Regions from separate parts of the Homo sapiens genome. Here region 2 is linked to region 1. A link is an interaction called in ENCODE POLR2A ChIA-PET data of the cell type or tissue named here. Cell type or tissue: OCI-LY7. All regions are shown on one strand. Links, peaks and the distances in the headings refer to the core of each region. The heading gives the core; the rest is flanking DNA.

Region 1 (4,869 bases), core at 1,252-3,751:
AATCAAATAGAAAATGAAAGCATTAATCCCTGAATCTTAAGTATTTTATGAGCCACTCGAAAAGTTGGCTTATTAATAGTCACTTTCTTCCAAAGAAAAACTGTTAGCTAAAGCTAGAGGATTTACTTTGTAGTCTTTAAACATGCAGAAATAATACATACATAATTCTTAAATAAGGATAATAAGCCTGTTAAGGAAGAAATGTTTGCCTAATTGCATTTCCCATGCTAAGCACTAGAGTCTTAAACAAACAAAAAGTCTAATAATCTAATAAAGTTATAACCTCCCATTATCATGGCAAGGTGGCAGCACCACTATGCACTTTTATTTAGTATAGAAGACTTTCTGTATTTAGAGGACTTTACTGTGAGGGAGTTATAAGTACAAACTGTATGCATGTGGACAAACTACAGGTGTTCAAAATGAGCACAGAGGCTTAGAAGAGTTGCCTCTGGATTTCTTTGTTCAGTTATTTGAACTGAACCTGTCCAGCCCAGGTTTTGGATTGTGTGTCTGTTTTTTTCTACCTATTGTTAGATCAGTTCACATTCATTTTAGCTTTCTCTTTCAATACCCTGGGAAGCTAGAATTAATTAAATTGCTGTGGGGAAAGAGGTCCTTCTGCCTGTTTCTCCTCTTTAATCCCCAATTTAAGACTAACCATATTTCATGAAGGCCTGCGGGAGCTGGGCACTGGGCCAGGTCTAAGGATGGGATATGAAGGAGTGGGGATAACCCCTGCCCATGGCCATAGGTCCCTAGGGGCCAGAACCAGGCCACCACCTCCACTGCTGCAGCCGCAGCATCCTGCGCAGCTCCTCAGGTGTAATGGGGGCCAGGAGGAATGAAGGAATGTCCTTCTGGAGCCTGCGGTCTAATGGGGAGGTAGACATTAAGCAAACATAAGACAGTATTTAGGCAAAGTTAGCCATCATTCCCAGGTCGCTCGTGGAGTCCCAAGCCTCCCCAGGGTTCTCTTTCATTGTTGGGCTGATGTTGTGGTCTCCTGGCCTCTCTACTCTGGGCTCCAGTTTTCACAGTGGCTGCCTTTCTTTTGCACTTGGTTGGTTTAGTTGTGAAATCCAGCTCTTTCTCCCAGTGTCTCAAAAATCATGCACACAGAAGATTGGGGGGGACAAGGTAATTTTCCGAAGATGGGAGAGCAAATGTTTACCGTCTAGCAACACAGACACTTTGAAATGGAGCCGGAGGCATCTTTGTGTCAAAAGTGTCCCCTGGCCACCCTAGCCCTCAGGGTTTCACAGGCCCTTACCCTCACCAATTTACTGGCACCTCCCATACCCCATAGCATCTTTCTCTTTCCTCTTTTTTCTCCCCCGCCGTGAAGAGGGTTTGGTGCAGGACCTAGACTAGAATGACAGGCCTTATGAACTCTTGCATTCTCATCCTCCTATTCTTCATTCCATTTTATTTCTATTGCAATATTTATACCTCTAGCCTTGCTTGCAAAGGAGGAACAAGCCCGCAGGCTGTGAAATGGGATTTTAGACCTTGACATATTCTGCAGAAATGAGAAGGAAAATTCCACTACACAAACCTCATATGTGAGGTGACCATTTTCTCCCTCAGTGCCTTGGGAAAACTGACCCAGATTTTAAAAAGAAAGATCATGTTTCCTGGTCATTTTCTGTGGCTTTGCAGTAGAATCTAAAAAAGAAGCAGAAGAAAGAGGGAGGAGAATGAGCATTATGTGATATTTCATAAGGGTTTCAAAACCTCTGTTTATAAAACTAACATATCATCCATATTTAAGGTTTGGAAGACTCAAGATGTCAATTCTTCCCAAATTGATCCATGAATTAAACACGACTTCAATAAAAAATCTATTGTATATTTTTGTAGAAATTGAGAATCAGCTAAAAGAGATACTATAGTAGGCAAAAAGAACTATAATAACAATTTTTTTTTAAAAGAGTACATTTGGAGGACTCACATTACCTAATTTTAAAACTTACTTTAAAGCAAAGTAATCACGACAGTGTGGTATTGGCAAAAGGATAGACATATAGATCAATGGAGCAGAGGAGATATTCCAGAATAGTATCATACAAATATGGCCAAATGATTTTTGACAAAGGTATAAAGGCAGTTCAGTGGAGTATGATGTAGTGGCAATTTCAACAAATGGTGCTGGAACAATTAGACATCTGTGTGCAAAACAATTGAATCCTTATGTATACCTCACCCCATATAGAAAAATTCACTCAAAGTGGATCATGGACCTAAATGTAAAACCTAATAAAAAATCTGTTAGAAAACATAGGAGGAAATCTTTGTGACCTTAGTTGGTCACAAAGACCAAAAGTCTGGTTCATAAGAGAAATTTGATTTAAGTTAGATTTTGGTAACGTTGACATTTTTTTTTCTCTGCAAAAAATACTGTTAAGAGAATGAAAAGACAACCCACCATCTGGGGAAAAAAGATTTGTGAATAGGCTGGGTGTGGTGGCTCACGCCTGTAATCCCAGCACTTTGGGAGGCCAAGGTGGGTGGATCACCTGAGGTCAGGAGTTCGAGACCAGCCTGGCCAATGTGGTGAAACCCCGTCTCTACTAAAAATACAAAAATTAGCTGGGCATGGTGGCAGGCGCCTGTAATCTCAGCTACTCGGGAGGCTGAGGCAGGAGAATCGCTTGGACCCGGGTGGCAGAGGTTGCAGTGAGCCGAGATTGTGCTACTGCACTCCAGCCTGGACAACAAGAGCAAAACTCTGTCTCAAAAAAAACCAAGACTTGTGAATAGCATATCTGACAAAGGACTCGATCCAGAATGTATAAAAAGAACTCTCAAGCTGAGTAATAAAATACTCAAATGACCCAATTTAAAAATGGGCAAAAGATTTGAATGGATACTTTATCAAGGAAGATATAAGATATACAGATGGCAAAAAACACATGAAAATATGCTCAATATCAGTAGTCATCAGTGAAATTGTGTACCTGTTAGAGTGACTAAAAAAAATGACGATACCAAGACATGGTGAAGATGACAAGGGACTGGATATCTTACACGCACTGTTGGTAGGAATGTAAAATGGTACAGCCATGTTGGAAAACAGTTGGCAGTGTCTTATAAAGTTAAACATACATTTAATATACGACTCAGTAATCGCAACCCAAGAAAATGAAAACTCACGGTCACTCAAAAATCTGTTCATGAATATTTATAGCAGCTTTATTCTTAATCAGTAAAACCTAGAAGCAGGGCCAGGTGTGGTGGTGGCTCACGCCTGTAATCCCAGCACTTTTGGGAGGCTGAGGCAGGCAGATCACTTAAGGTCAGGAGTTCGAGACAGCCTGGCCAGCATGGTAAAACCCTGTCTCTGCTAAAAATACAAAAATTAGCTGGGCATGGTGGCTTGCGCCTATAACCCCAGCTACTGGGGAGGCTGAGGCATGAGGATTGCTTGAAGTCGGGAGGCGGAGGTTGCAGTGAGCCAAGATCACGCCACTGCACTCCAACTGGGCGACAGAGTGAGACCCTGTCTAAAAAATACAAAATGAAACTGGAAACAACCCAGGTGTCCCTCACCTGGAGAATTGATAAACTGAGGTACATCTGTCCAGTGGCATATTCAATAATGAAATGATTTATTGATACAGATGATAATATGAATACATCTGAAATATATTATGCTAAGATAAAGATGTCAGATTCAAAAGGTACATACTAATCTTTCTATGATACTGGGAAAAGGTAAAACTATAGGAATGCAGTGATTTCCAGGGGTTAAGGGTGGGTGAGTGGTTTGACTCACAGGGGCAATCAACTATATTGTATCCTGATTGTGTCGATGCTTAAACGACTCCATGCATTTGTCAAAACTCATAGAACTGTATTCCCAAAAGAGTGACTTATACTATTGGTTAAAAAAACAAATTTAAGAAGAATTAGCAAACAAAAACAATACAGAAAAAATAATACATGCTCATTGTTCAATATTTGGAAAATACAGAAAAGTACAAGAAAGAAAGTCTATAATCCCATTTTCTAATAATAATCAGTTACCTTTTGAGCTATATCTCTCTAGCTTTTTGTTCCTTTGGCATTTTTACATAGTTAAGATTATATGATCTAGCTTTCTTTATATGTATAATACATATTACAGATAGAATTATATAGATTATATTCTGCTTATGAAAACTATACTGTACATTCAATTATATTGTAAATTCTATTAAGACATCTCCATAGATAATATTTTAACGGCTTTATAATTTTTTGCTACATGATTTCACCATAAATTACGTTGTTCATATAGGTTATTCCCAGTTTCCCAATGTTATTTTTAAGATGCAAGGAGCATCTTTAGTCAGAAATTTTTGCACACATTTCAGATTTTTTTTTTCTTTCTGTTTTTGAGATGGAGTCTTGCACTGTCGCCTGGGCTAGAGTGCAGTGGCAAGATCTCGGCTCACTGCAACCTCCGCCTCCCAGGTTCAAGTGATTCTTCTGCCTCAGCCTCCCGAGTAGCTAGGATTACAGGCGCCCACCACCATGCCCGGCTAATTTTTTTGTATTTTTAGTAGAGACGGGGTTTCACCATGTTGGCCAGGCTGGTCTCGAACACCTGACCTCGTGATCCACCCATCTCGGCCTCCCAAAGTGCTGGGATTACAGGCGTGAGCCACCACGCCCAGCCCATATTGTTTTACAAGTAGAATTCTAGAAAATATTATTGGATTAGAGAGTGTAAGTGTGAAGTTTTTAAATACGTTTTGGTCAGATTGCCTTCTGGGAAACTTACACCCATCAACAGGATGTGGGGTTCTTGTTTTCACTTGATCTGTTTATCAGCACTTGTGATTTTGTATGACATATGAGCTAATGACAGAACTTACAGGGTTG
Region 2 (3,605 bases), core at 1-2,500, 290 kb after region 1:
CAATACGCCAAGAACCTGGACATCACATTTAGGACTTTTTTTTTTTAATTTGAGATGGAGTTTTGCTCTTGTCACTCAGGCTGGAGTGCAGTGGCGTGATCTCGGCTCACTGCAACTTCCGCCTCCCGGGTTCAAGCGATTCTTCCACCTCAGCCTCCCGAGTAGCTGGGATTACAGGCGCCCAACACCATGCCCAGCTAATTTTTGTATTTTTAGTAGAGATGGAGTTTCACCATGTTGGCCAGGCTGGTCTCCAACTCCTGACCTCAGATGATCCACCCACCTCAGCCTCCCAAAGTGCTGGGATTACGGGCGTGGGCCACCGCACCTGGCAGCATTTAGGACCTTCTCTCTGGTAACATAAGTAGGGGAAGAGACAACACACACCCAAAATGGCAAGAATCCGCTGGCACGGACAGGCTGGACCCAGGTGAGTACTCCTGGGGTTGGATTTTGAAGGTGCTTGGTCAATAGAGCCAAAAGGTAAATCTGGGTGAGCAAGAATTCACTGACCTCAGGGTAGATTCTTGAACATGGTATTTAACACCCAGCAAGAACTCCAGGGAATGGACACTTGCTGAGATGGCTCTTAGAAGCCTGGAAGAAATGATAGCCAATTCTAAGCAAAGCGGAGATGCCTGGGTGGCCCTGGCAGATGGCAGAGGAAGGAATAAGGAGGTTGAGGAGAGTGTTGAATTGATGTGTTTTAGTAAGGTCAGAAGACATGCTAGAGGATTGTTTTCCATGAGAGGGCTTAGGATACATCTTTTATCAAGGCCGTCAGAGGGGTGCCGGCATCCCTGGGCACGTTGGTGTGGCTCTTTTTTGTAACACAGTTGGTAGGAGAGAGGTCCCAGAACTGGGAGTGTGGGAATGATGGGTCCCCTGAAACAAAGCCAGGCGGCAGCATTTAGCACCACGAGCCGGGAGACTGTCATTACCATAACAACTGGCAAGGTAGAGGGGCATCCAAAGGAGCTTGGTTTGCAGGACTGTGGATGTGGTTAATGGAGCAGGGAATCCCTAGGAGCAAAATACAGGGGCAGCCAGCATGGGTCCTGCTTAACATCTAAAGCAACAGCAACAACAACAGACAGTGGAGAGGCAGGAGGCTAAGGGTGGTCACTCCAATAAAACACCACGATTCCTTGCTCCGTTTCCAGAACCGAGGCAATTTTTAGATCTAGAGTCACTGTCTGAATAAGTGGCTTGCTCTCTAGGAGGAAGAGCCTGTGAAGATTCTTCCCCTTCTTCCCCCAAAGGGACTTGAGAGGAAAATACTGTCTTACTTCTTCTTTCACACCATAACAATCAACACAGAAAACTGCTGTGATCAAATGTGTATGTTTCTCCCCACCCTCAAATACCGAGCAAGCCATCAGTTCTGCAGTGGACACCAGATGGCTTCCTTCAATTCAATTCTGACACTGCCTGGAGACAGCATCAGATCCCATGTTGTACCCGAGCGAGTTAGAAAAACGCCACACTTTGAGATGAATTAAAAGTCCTTTATTAGCCAGCGACCGAGAGACGGCTAACGCTCAAAATTTGGCCCCAAGAAAGGGGCTTGATTAACTTTTACATCTTGGTTTAGGAAGGGGGGCGGGGGGTCTAGTTAAAACAATTTTACAGAAGTTAAGTAGTCAAAAAGGTAAAAGGATAAATGGTTACAGGAAAGTAAACAGTTCCAGGTGCAGGGGCTTTAAGACTATTACAAGGTGATAGACACAGGGCTTTGGGCGTTATCAATCAGACGAATTCTTGGGCACTGCGGATATAGCTCGCCACAGTATCTTATCCGTTAATTGCATTCTTGGATGTGCTGGGAGTCAGCTTGCACAAGTTAAGTCCTTGAGGAAGAGGCTGCCAGTGAAAGAGCCAAGATGGAGTTTGTCTTGTTCTCTTAGCTAAGGGAGAAACAAGGCCTGGTGAATAAGGAAAAAACAAGGTTGGGCATTACACCCACGGGTTGAGGGCTCACCCCCCAAGACAGCTCCCCACCCGCTCTGCACTTCTGATGCCAGTTGCAAGCCCTGGGTTATTTTGCCTGTATTTTTGACCCACCAGCTAAAAATCAGGATTTCCACAACTCCCTCCTCAGGTTCTATTAATTTGCTAGAGTGGCTCCCAGAACTCTGGGAAACACTTTTACCAGTTTATTATAAAGGACCCTTTTTTTAAATTTTTTTTTATTTTTTTTTGAGACAGAGTCATCTTCTGTCACCCAGGTTGGACCACAGCGGTGTGATCACAGCTCATTGCAGCCTTGACCTCCTGGACTTAAGGGAACCTCCCACCTCAGCTTCCTTTTTTTTATTTTTTATTTATTTATTTTTATTATTATACTTTAAGTTCTAGGGTACACGTGCACAATGTGCAGGTTTGTTACATATGTATACATGTGCCATGTTGGTGTGCTGCACTCATTAACTCGTCATTTACATTAGGTATATCTCCTAATGCTATCCGTCCCCCCTCCCCCCACCCCACAACAGTCCCCGGAGTATGATGTTCCCCTTCCTGTCCAAGTGTTCTCATTGTTCAATTCCCACCTATCAGTGAGAACAGCGGTGTTTGGTTTTCTGTCCTTGCGATAGTTTGCTGTTCTACTTCAGCTTTCTAAGTAGCTGGAACCACAGGCTCCCACCACTAAGCCCAGTTAATTTTTTTTTTTTTTTTTTGAGATGGAGTCTCGCTCTGTCACCAGGCTGGAGTGCAGTGGAGCCATCTCGGCTCACTGCAATCTCTGCCTCCCGGGTTCAAGGGATTCTCCTGCCTCAGCCTCCCGAGTAGCTGAGGTTACAGGCGCCCACTACCACGCCCAGCTAATTTTTGTATTTTTAGTAGAGACGGAGTTTCACCATCTTGGTCAGGATGGTCTCGATCTCTTGACTTCGTGATCCGCCGGCCTTGGCCTCCCAAAGTGGTGAGATTACAGGCGTGAGCCACCGTGCCCGGCCAATTTTTTTTTTATTTTTTATTTTTTTTTATTTTTTAAGATGGGGGTCTCACTACATTGCCAGGCTGGTCTCCAACTTCTGGTCTCAAGCAATCCTCCTGCCCAAGCTCCCAAAGGGCTGAGATTACAGGTGTGAGCCAATGCGCCCAGCCTTCAAAGGATATTTTAAAGTATACAAATAGACAGATGAAGAGATACATAGGGTAAAGTCTGGAACGGTTTGCATGCTGGTATACATGCTGAAATATTTATGGATGAAATTAAATGATGGTTGAAATTTGCCTCAGAAAAATCTGATAGGAAGTGGTGATAGGTGGGATATAGATGAAAAAGGTTAATCGTGAGTTGATAATTATTAAAATTGTATAATGTGTACAGGGATTTATTATATAATTCTACCCACTCTTGTAATGGTAAAGCTTTTCCATAATAAAAGGTTTTTTAAACCAGGGGAGAAAAACTCATATGCATGAGAGAAAATGTCTTGTCTTTGCTTGATGTTGTGTCTGCTGTGATGGTAGGAGCCACTGCAGCCTTCTTTTGACACTTGCTGAAAATGGTAGAGCAGGATAGAAAGCACATGGCCACATCCTTGGTGATAACATTGAGCTATTGAGTTAACCAGTCCTGGAAACACCCTACCTTC

Evidence for each region. ChIA-PET counts read pairs that join two places held together with the same protein. Peaks named below come from ENCODE experiments on the same cell type or tissue, not always from the same donor. Only the 100,000 strongest peaks of a DNase experiment are listed, where the experiment ranks them.
Region 2: POLR2A ChIA-PET joins it to region 1 with 12 read pairs; 4 of 35 experiments call an interaction of 5 or more read pairs at or near these places.

Annotation. Positions count from the first base shown.
Region 1 is chr3:183,404,375-183,409,243 of GRCh38, reverse strand. The region is part of intron 1 of MCF2L2 (MCF.2 cell line derived transforming sequence-like 2); the gene reads left to right. Among named protein-coding and RNA genes, the nearest start is that of MCF2L2, 22 kb to the left of the region's middle. In OCI-LY7, for the core only: no CTCF peak of the experiment used is centred there; no DNase peak of the experiment used is centred there.
Region 2 is chr3:183,112,299-183,115,903 of GRCh38, reverse strand. LOC105374247 (a long non-coding RNA gene) reads right to left here. Exons shown (of 3, transcript XR_924772.3): 3 at 1,651-1,907. It also overlaps a transcript of MCCC1 not described here. Among named protein-coding and RNA genes, the nearest start is that of MCCC1, 15 kb to the right of the region's middle. In OCI-LY7, for the core only: no CTCF peak of the experiment used is centred there; a DNase peak (open chromatin) is centred at 1,283; H3K4me3 peaks cover 1,552 bases; H3K27ac peaks cover 1,068 bases.